Regions from separate parts of the Homo sapiens genome. Here region 1 is linked to region 2. Evidence: read pairs that join two places in POLR2A ChIA-PET (ENCODE). Cell type or tissue: MCF 10A. All regions are shown on one strand. Region 1 overlaps OSBP2 (oxysterol binding protein 2). Region 2 overlaps LIMK2 (LIM domain kinase 2).

The links. ChIA-PET counts read pairs that join two places held together with the same protein. Peaks named below come from ENCODE experiments on the same cell type or tissue, not always from the same donor. Only the 100,000 strongest peaks of a DNase experiment are listed, where the experiment ranks them.
Region 1: POLR2A ChIA-PET joins it to region 2 with 5 read pairs; 2 of 35 experiments call an interaction of 5 or more read pairs at or near these places.

The regions. Positions count from the first base shown.
Region 1 is chr22:30,839,424-30,844,423 of GRCh38, reverse strand. The region is part of intron 2 of OSBP2 (oxysterol binding protein 2); the gene reads right to left. Among named protein-coding and RNA genes, the nearest start is that of MORC2-AS1, 80 kb to the left of the region's middle. In MCF 10A, no CTCF peak of the experiment used is centred here; DNase peaks (open chromatin) are centred at 1,023, 2,913 and 3,533.
Region 2 is chr22:31,247,893-31,252,892 of GRCh38, reverse strand. The region is part of intron 2 of LIMK2 (LIM domain kinase 2); the gene reads right to left. Among named protein-coding and RNA genes, the nearest start is that of LIMK2, 38 kb to the right of the region's middle. RefSeq lists enhancers at 3,620-4,509, 4,510-5,000. In MCF 10A, no CTCF peak of the experiment used is centred here; a DNase peak (open chromatin) is centred at 4,572.

The sequences.
Region 1 (5,000 bases), 410 kb after region 2:
AGATCTAGCTAAGATAATAGATGAAGGTGGCTACATTACACAACAGGGTTTCAATGTAGATGAAACAGTCTTCTGTTGGAAGAAGATGTCATCTAGGGCTTTCATAGCTACAGAGGAGAAGTCAACGCCTGACTTCAAAGGACAGGTTGGCTCTTCTTAGGGGACAATGCGGCTGGTGACTTTAAGTTGAAGCTAATATTCATTTACCATTCCAAAGACCCTAGGGCCCTTAAGAATTATGCTAAATTTGGCCAGGCGCGGTGGCTCATGCTTGTAATCCTACCACTTTGGGAGGCCAAAGCGAGCAGATTGCTTGAGCACAGGAGTTCGAGACCAGCCTGGGTGACACAGTAAAACTCTGTGTCTACAAAAAATACAAAAGTAAGCTGGGCATGTTGGTGTACACCTGTGGTCCCAGCTACTCGGGAGGTTGAGGTAGGAAGATCACCTGAGCCCAGGAAGGTGAAGTCTCCAGTGAGCTGTGATCCCTCCACTGCACTCCGGCCTGGGTGACAGAGTAAGATCTTGTCTCAAAAAAAAAAAAAAAAAATTGTTTGAGACAGGGTCTCACTCTATTACCCAGGCTGGAGTGCAGTGGCACGATCCTGGCTCACTGCAACCTCCAACTCCTGGGCTCAACTGATCCTCCCACCTCAGCCTTCCAAGTAGCTGGGACTACAGGCACACACCACCATGCTGGGCTGATTTTTATTTTTTATTTTGGTAGAGATGGGGTTTCACTATGTTGCCCAGGCTGGTCTTAAACTCCTGAGCTCAAGTGATCTGCCCTCCTTGGCCTCCCACAGTGCTGGGATTACAGGCATGAGCTACAGTTCCTGGCTGAATTATTCTAAATTTATTCGGCCTATGCTCTATAAATGGAACAATGAAGCCTGAATGACAGCACACCTGTTTATAGTGTGGCTTATGGAATATTTTAAGCCCACTGTCAGGACCTATTGCTCAAGGGGGAGGGGGGAAAGATTCCTGAAAACGTACTGTGGCTTCCAGCAGGGTCCCTGGGAGCACTGCCAGTTTGGCAAATGAAGCTTGCAAAATACTGGACAATGTGGGAGCCTGGCTTCAGGGCGTCTACGAATTTGCCACCAATGGGGTCTCTGGAAATGATTCACTCTCTTAGACACCATTAAGAACATTGGTGATTCATGGGAGGAGGTCAAAATATCAACATTAACAGAAGTTTGGAAGAAGTTGATTCCAACCCTCCAGGATGACTTTGAGGGGTTCAAGACTTCAGTGGAGGAAGTAACTGCAAATGTAGTAGAAATAGCAAGAGAATCAGAATTAGAAGTGGAGCCTCAAGATATAACTGAATTGCAGGCCGGGTGCGGTGGCTCACACCTGTAATCCCAGCACTTTGGGAGGCTGAGGTGGGTGGATCACTTGAGGTAAGGAGTTTGAGACCAGCCTGGCCAACGTGGTGAAACCTCGTCTCTACTAAAAATAAAAATAAAAATTAGCCAGGTGTGGTGGCACACTCCTGTAATCCCAGCTGCTCAGGAAGCTGAGGCAGGAGAATCGCTTGAACCCAGGAGATGGAGGTTGCAGTGAGCCGAGATTGCGTCACTGCACTCCAGCCTGGCTGGATGACAGAGCCAGACTCCTTCAAAAAAAGAAAGAAAGAAAGAAAGAACGAACTGAATTGCTGAAATCTCATGACAAAACTTGAACGAATAAAGAGTTGCTTCTTACGGATGAGCAGAGTGGTTTCTTGAGATGAAATCTAATCCTGGTGAAGATGCTGTGAACACTGTTGAAATGATAACAAAGGATTCAGAATATTACATCAACTTAGTTGAAAAAGCAGTGGCAGGGTTTGAGAGGATTGATTCCAATTTTGAAAGAAGTTCTACTGAGGATAAAATGCTATCAAACATGGCACAGAGAAATCGTTTGTGAAAGGGAGAGTTGACTGATGTGGCAAACTTCAGTGTTGTCTTATTTTCAGAAATTGCTGCAACCACCCCAACCTTCAGCAATCACCACGCTGATCAGTCACCAGCCATCAACATCAAGGCAAGGCCCTCCACCAAGAAAAAAAACTGGCTGAAGGCTCAATGATTGTTAAGTTGTTAGTAATAGAGGGTTTGTTTTGTTTTGTTTTTGAGACAGGGCCTTGCTCTGTCGCCCAGACTGAAGTGCGATGGTTCATTGCATTGTTCATAGTTGGCTGCATTCATAGTTCACTGCAGCCTCAAACTCCTGAGCTCAAGGGATACTCCCACTTCAGGAGTTCGAGACCAGCCTGGGTGACACGATAAAACTCTGTGTCTACAAAAAATACAAAAGTAAGCTGGGCATGTTGGTGCACCCCTGTGGTCCCAGCTACTCGGGAGGTTGAGGTAAGAAGATCACCTGAGCCCAGGGAGGTGAAGGCTCCAGTGAGCTGTGACCTCTCCACTGCACTCCAGCCTGGGTGACAGAGTAGGACCCTCTCTCAAAAAAAAAAAATTGTTTGAGACAGAGTCTCACCCTATTACCCAGGCTAGAATGCAGTGGTTCAATCCCAAGTAGTCAGGATTACAGGTGCATGCCACAACTCTCAGCTATTTTTTTTTGTTGTTTTTGGTACAGACAAGTTCTCACTATGTTGCCTGGACTAGTCTCAAACTCTTGGCCCCTGATCCTTCTGCCTCAGCCTCCCAAACCACTGCAATGAGAGGTGTGAGCCACCATGCCAGGTCTACAATAAAATATTTTTAAGTGAAGATATATACATTGTTTTTTAGACATAATGCTATTGCTCACTTACTAGAGTACAATATAAACATAACTTTAATATGCATCAGGAAACCAAAAAATTCATGTGACGCACTTATTGCTTTATCTGGAACTGAATCTGCAATATCTCCGAGGTATGACTGTATCTACGTCACGGAATCTTACTCAACAGTACAAAGGAGAGAAGTACTGATACATGTAGCAACACGCATAAGCTCTGAAAACATTATGCTAATTGAAAGAAGCCAGTCACAAAGGTTGTACATTATGTGGTTTCATTTGTATAACATGTCCAAAGTAGGCAAACCTATAGAGACAGAAAGTAGACAGCAGTTGCTTAGGGTTGAGGGGTCAGGAGAAATGGGGATTGACTGCTAACAGGTATAAGATTTATTTCAGGAGGGATAAAAATGTTCTAAAATTGAGTGTAACGATGGTTTGCCTAGCCTTGTAAATATAGTAAAAGACATTGTACACTTTATTTTTTATTATTTATTTTTTGTTTTTTTGTTTTTGTGAGACAGAGTCTCACTCTGTCACCCAGGCTGGAGTACAGTGATGCAATCTCAGCTCACTGCAGCCTCCGCCTCCCGGGTTCAAGTGATTCTCATTCCTCAGACCCCCAAGTAGCTGGGGTTACAGGTGCCCGCCATCACACCTGGTTAATTTTTGTATTTTTAGTAGAGATGGGGTTTCATCATGTTGGCCAGACTGGTCTTAAACTCCTGACCTCAAGTGATCCACCTGCCTGGGCCTCCCAAAGTCCTGAGATTACAGGCATGAGTCACCTCGCCTAGCCCACGTTGTACACTTTAAATGGATTATGTGGTGTGTGAATTATATCTCAAGAAAGCTGTTAAAAAAAAAAACACTAAAACTAGCATGTATGCAGCACTTTGTATGTGCCAGGGCTTTACATTAATTATCTCATTAAGTCCTCCCACCCACCATACAGAAAGGAACAAATAGGTAAGATTTATTAAGCATTTACTTTGTGCCAGACACTATTCTGAGTTATTTCCCCATATCAACTCTTTCACTTCTTGCCTTATTATCAATCCCATCTTACAGATAAGACATAGGTTTGGAGAGGCTATGTTACATGTACACATCTGGTAAGGGGCAGAGCTAAGTCTGAACTCAAGTGGCTAACTGAGATTTTACCACTCCCCACCCCATCTCCCTCCCATCTCTTTAATGAAGTGGTTCTCAAATTGTAATCACTGGACCAGCATCATCTGGGATCTTGTTAGAAATGCCAATCTTCCAGCTCTATTCTAGAGCTAATGAACAAGAAAAAACCTTGAGGGTGTAAGGTGTAAGGAAGGGATCCAGTTTCAGCTTTCTTTTTTTTTTTCCTTTTTCTTTTTTTTTTTAACAGGTTTATTTAATAAACATTTATTGAATGCCTGCTATATACCAGGGTTTGTTTGCAACAAGATGCACTTTAAGTTTCTTTCTTTTTTTTTTTTATTACACTTGAAGTTTTAGGGTACATGTGCACATTGTGCAGGTTAGTTACATATGTATACATGTGCCATGTTGGTGCACTGCACCCACTAACTCGTCATCTAGCATTAGGTATATCACCCAATGCTAAAAAAGAAAGTTGAAAAAAAAAAAAAAAGAAAGCTGAAACTGGATCCCTTCCTTACACCTTATACAAAAATTAATTCAAGATGGCTTAAAAGACTTAAACGTTAGACCTAAAACCATAAAAACCCTAGAAGAAAACCTAGGCAATACCATTCAGGACATAGGCATGGGCAAGAACTTCATGTCTAAAACACCAAAAGCAATGGCAACAAAAGCCAAAATTGACAAATGGGATCTAATTAAACTAAAGAGCTTCTGCACAGCAAAAGAAACTACCATCAGAGTGTACAGGCAACCTACAAAATGGGAGAAAATTTTCGCAACCTACTCATCTGACAAAGGGCTAATATCCAGAATCTACAATGAACTCAAACAAATTTACAAGAAAAAAACAACCCCATCAAAAAGTGGGCAAAGGATATGAACAGACACTTCTCAAAAGACATTTATGCAGCCAAAAGACACATGAAAAAATGCTCATCATCACTGGCCATCAGAGAAATGCAAATCAAAACCATAATGAGATACCATCTCACACCAGTTAGAATGGCAATCATTAAAAAGTCAGGAAACAACAGGTGCTGGACAGGATGTGGAGAAATAGGAACACTTTTACACTGTTGGTGGGACTGTAAACTAGTTCAACCATTGTGGAAGTCAGT
Region 2 (5,000 bases):
TTTACCATCTGTGTCACCCAAGGCCAGTTACTTCATGACTCTGAGCCTCAGTTTCCTCACTTGTACATTGCTAATAATATCTTATGGGGTTATGAGAATTAAATTATGTACAGATGTCTTGCATGATGCCTGGCTCACAGAAGGTAGCCAGTAAGTGTTCATTTCTTTCCCTCCCCAATTTGAGACCACCAAGGGCAAATGCAGACAGACCCCTTTTTCTCCTATGCCTAGCAATATGGACCTGCTTCTCAGCCCAGAATGAAACAGATTTCTGTAAGTGAAAAAGAAAGGTCCTAAAATGACCTTTATTTATCTATCCAAATAGAAATCAACTTTTTTTTTTTTTTTTTAAGAGACAGAGTCTTACTCTGTCACCCAGGCTGGAGTGCAGTGGCACAATCATTGCTCACTGTAGTCTGACCTCCCAGGCTCAAGAGATCCTCCTGCCTCAGCCTCCTGAGTAGCTGGGACTACAGGTGCACACCACCATGCCTGGCTAATTTTTTATTTTTTGTAGAGACAGGGTCTCCCTATGTTGCCCAGGCTGGTCTTAAACTCCTGGACTCAGGTGATCCTCCAGCCTTGGCCTCCCAAAGTGCTGGGATTACAGGAAGGAGCCACCAAGCCCAGCTGAAATCAATTGATTCTAATAGATTTCTAATAATTAGGAAATAGTTACTGTGCATCTAGGATGTGTAAGAACAAGCAGGCAAGGTGCTGTGCTGAGAGAAGCCAAGTGAGATAAGATAGAGGCCCAGCCCTCACTTACATCCAAATTCTTCAGACAAAAATGTTTACAGGTAAATTCTCAACCTTATGGGGTAAAAGAACCAGTCATTATTGCAGTGGATTTACACATGTTAAAGCATAAGCCCTCCCATGTCCTGAGGAAGGCCTGGCTGGATGGTCATCCCTTAACCTCCCAGTGAACAGCCAGTTGTAGAGAAGCTTCTTTCAGCCCCTAGCCTCTGAATTGAGTGGGCTGAAGGAGAGAATGGGAAGCTCCCTCCACCACAGCCTGAGGGCACCTGGAGAGCACCACAACTGGGGATGCCAACTTTTCCCCAGGGCCCAGAAGGGCAGATATGACAGGGGCCTAGAGAGACTCTGTTCCATAAGAGCTCAGTCAAAAATCCCTTTATTACTCCTCCTTCCTGCAGATCCTATAGACTGAAACAGTCTGCCAATTAAGCTGTAATTATTATGGAATATGTTATTGTTGTTTTAAAAAATTAACCAAACACATAATGAAGCCTACGAACAGCAAGAAATAAGTGTTGCTAGAGTGCACTGATTCAGTTCCAACCAAAAACCAGGAAGACTGTAGTTTCAAGTATTTTGTGTAGTTGTACTGCAGTTAAAGACAGGGCCTCCATTATTTGGCAAATAATGGAAAAGAGCTTGTGTGCCTCTGAGGAGCCACATAAGTTGCAGAGCTGGGAACCATTCACCTGATCCAAGTCCTTCATTTTTCAGATAAGGAAAAGAGTCCCAGAGGACCTAAGGCACCTGCCAAAGGTTACTGTGAAGCTGGGCAGAGTTATGCATAATTTTTTCCCTTTAAACATGGATTGCTTTGGAACACAAAGGTTCATTTGTTTTCTTCAAGAGATAATGTGTAAACCCAAGCTCATTAAATCAGTATTGGACATTAAGTGAAATTCTATAAAAAGAAAAATGCTTTAAAGATGTCCGACAAAAGCCACTCCCTAATTTACCTCTTTTGTAAATTCCAATTTGAGGTATTTTCTTACTTGGAAGCACAGTGGTAATTGCAGCTCACTTCTCACGCTAGTGTGGTAGGAAAGACAGTGCATTCTCTGCTGAGTATGTATGGCCTGTCAGGCAGGGGTGTATGGGACACAGAAGTTGTATTCTTCATTCCCTTGCTCCCTCTTCCTCCCTCACATGTCACGCCTGATCATGTCCCCATGGAATCTGGTTGCGTCACTTTCCTTGCAACCACAGCCCCAGAACTCCCATAGACTTTGTACTCCCCCAGAGGCCTAGGGTCAAGAACTTAATTTGTTTCACAGAATCCAGCAAGGACCCTGTTCAGGAGCCCAAGAAGTCTAGCTTCTACTTTCTGCCAAGGATGAAACTGAGGCCCAAAGAGGAGCCCTTGAGGATATCCTATAATAAAAGAGGGAGGGGCTAATGGCAGAAACAGCTTTCTGACCAGGTAGTGATGTGGTAACGGATACCTGGGAGAGCAGAGGGTCTGGGTGGTCCCTCCCTGGGGGGAAAGAGCCCTGTGTGGCAGCTATCTCTTCAGAAGTGACTTCAGGAATGTGGCCTCTTATTTGGGGAAGGGAAGAATGTCTACGAAAGTCAGTCAGTACCCCCCAGACTCTAGCTGGGCAAACGGAGCTTGGGGGTAGGGGCAAGAAGATCAGGTTCTCCAGAAAGCCTGGGACAGAACAAGACAAACGGCAGGTGGACTTGGGTGGCATTAGTGGTCTGGCCCTTAAAGGTTCAGGTTGAGAGTTCACTATCTGCTCTAGCTTCTCCTCTTCCTGAGAAGTTGTGTCCTCCCTGGCTTCCCTGCCTCTCCAAGGGTAAAAGGGGTATAGTTCCTGGCTCCTAAAGGAACAACCCTTCTCCTAAGCTGCCTTCCCAGGATTAAGAGAAATTAATGAGGACCTGAAATGTGGCTACTTCAACACTTGGCATCTTAATTCCACATGTAAAAGCTTTCTCCTAAACTCAAGATCAATTTCCATTGGCTCTTTAGAAAACAATCTCAGCCACACCTTCAACAAGTCAGGCAAACTATCCCTTTTTTTACTCTCTGCTAGGAGAGGAAAACAAACCTGAGAATTTCCTCTCCACTAGGAGAAGAAAACAAACCTGCAGCCCCCTGAAGGATGAGAGAAAGTCAGGAAGACAGAAAAAGCTGCCCAGTGAGGCTCCATATGTTAACTCTGTTGAAACTGGTTGCCTCATCTGTAAAATGGGGATATATAATCTCTTTAGGCTGTTGAGAGATTAAAGGATAAAGTGTCTAGCAGGGCGCTTGGTAGAGTCAGCATTGAGGACCAGTTCCCTTCCCCCTTCCCCCTGTCCAGACACTTCCCAGCAATCTACCAGGGTCCGGTCATTCCACAAAACCACATGGTGCACTGCTTTTCTGCCCAGGGCCTGGCCACCTGACTAGTATCCCGGCAGCAAGATCTGGGCACTGGACCTAGCTTAGAGAAGCCAGAAGGGAAAAGTCGACCAGGACCACTGGTGAGGGGGAGGCAGCCTTTTTGGAACAACAGGCTGCTCCCAAAGAATGAAAACAAACCCCACCCTAGCCTGGAATGGCTCCATTCAGAAGGGACCCAGAGGGCCAGAAACCCCCTGGGGAGTTTCTATGGGAGGTGGAGTGGGGCAATGAGCAAAGAAAGCCAGGTTAGAGGTAGAGTTTCCACATCTCCCTCTGAGAAGCCCCACAGAGAGAGGCTCGTGGAGGTACTTAGGCCTAGGGACTGAGGAGGTGTGGGGGCTGGCCCAGCAGCTCAGGAACACTCTAAAGCCCATTGCTCCAGTCTTAGAAGCACTCGCCCAGGTCTTTCCCCAGCAACTACATTCACCTGGGAGCTCAGAAGCCCTTCAAGGCCAGAGGCAAATGTGCCTGCCATTAAGAGAACAAACGTTTATAAGGTGCCTACTGTGTACCAGGCTACCCACACCCAGGACTTGCCAGTTTCCACAGTTTGGCAAAACCTGCCCATCCTGCTTGTTGGGACAAATTCCTGGGCAGGCAGCATGGCCCGCAGGTAAGACATGTGAGAGCTGGAAACAGCACTCTATTTGGGCTATTCCCCCCGGAAGCAGTAACATCTACAATGGGCAGGTCAGTGGCATCTTTTGGAGGCTCCTTCAGGTTTGTCTGGGATAGAAGGGGAGCTGGAGCTCCCTAAGAAGTTCCTTCTGGGTATATCCCTCCCCTCACCACTTCCAGGACATAATGGGGGTACCTCACAAGGCCGATTCTCCTTGGGTATAACCTCCGCTGGCTTCTGCCCGGCAGAACCGATGGTAAAGGACTAAGTGAGAAGGAGATTTAGGGAGACCACCCTCCTCTCAGGACCAGGGGCCAGGAGAGATGGAGAGGGGAACTCGGAGACCAACTCACCGAAACAGGTCTCTGGAGGTGAAGTAAGCCGGGACTGACAAGTAACTCCCCATCTTCTTCCCACACCAGATAGACAGGCTCAGCTGCAAATCCGTCTGTGACTGCCTCAGGCCGGCTGTAGATGGCCACCATGACAGGCCCGGGGCTCCCGGCACCTCTGGCTGCAGGCAGGCTGCCCTGAGCTCACCTCTCCCTCCGGAGCAGCTGCGGGAGCCTGAGGACTCCAGGCCACTTGGCCCCCAGCAGATTCCCACAGGGGCTCATGGCTGGGATGGCTCCTCCCTAGTTCTCAGAAGCTCAGGCGGCCCCTCTGGACTCCGAGAAAACGACCTCTCTGTGGAGGCTACACACACACTGGCATTCTTGAGCAGGGGCCGGTGACTAGCTAAGAAAGAAGCGCTGCTGTCAAGTTAGCCTTCTTCTTCAGTCCCACCCCTGAATGAGGGAGGGAGGGAGGAAGAGGAGGGGCTCCCGCAGAACCGAGGTGTGTGGTTGGAGCAGCTGTTAGGAAACAGACCTTGCAGGCAAGGGGTGGAGCTGGGCTGGATCGAGGCTGCAGGCAGGCGCTGCAGACAATAACTGGGACCAATTGAGCGTCCATCCTGAGCTCAGGGAAGGGCAAGGCAGGATAGAGTGTGAACATATCTGGCCCCAGATGTCCTCAAGCAGAGGAGCTGCCTACAGGACAGTAATTCTGCTTGGAGGTGGAAAAAAAAAAAAAGCAGAGGATGCCAGGTCCAGGAAGAGCCACACCAGACGGGGGGACCTCTGGTAGGAGAGACAGGTCCAGAGAGCCATCCTAGCTCTGAGCTGCCATCTGTTCTGTCCTGGCACTAGGGCTCCCATTCATTCCCTCCCTCTGCCTGTCCTGGGGACA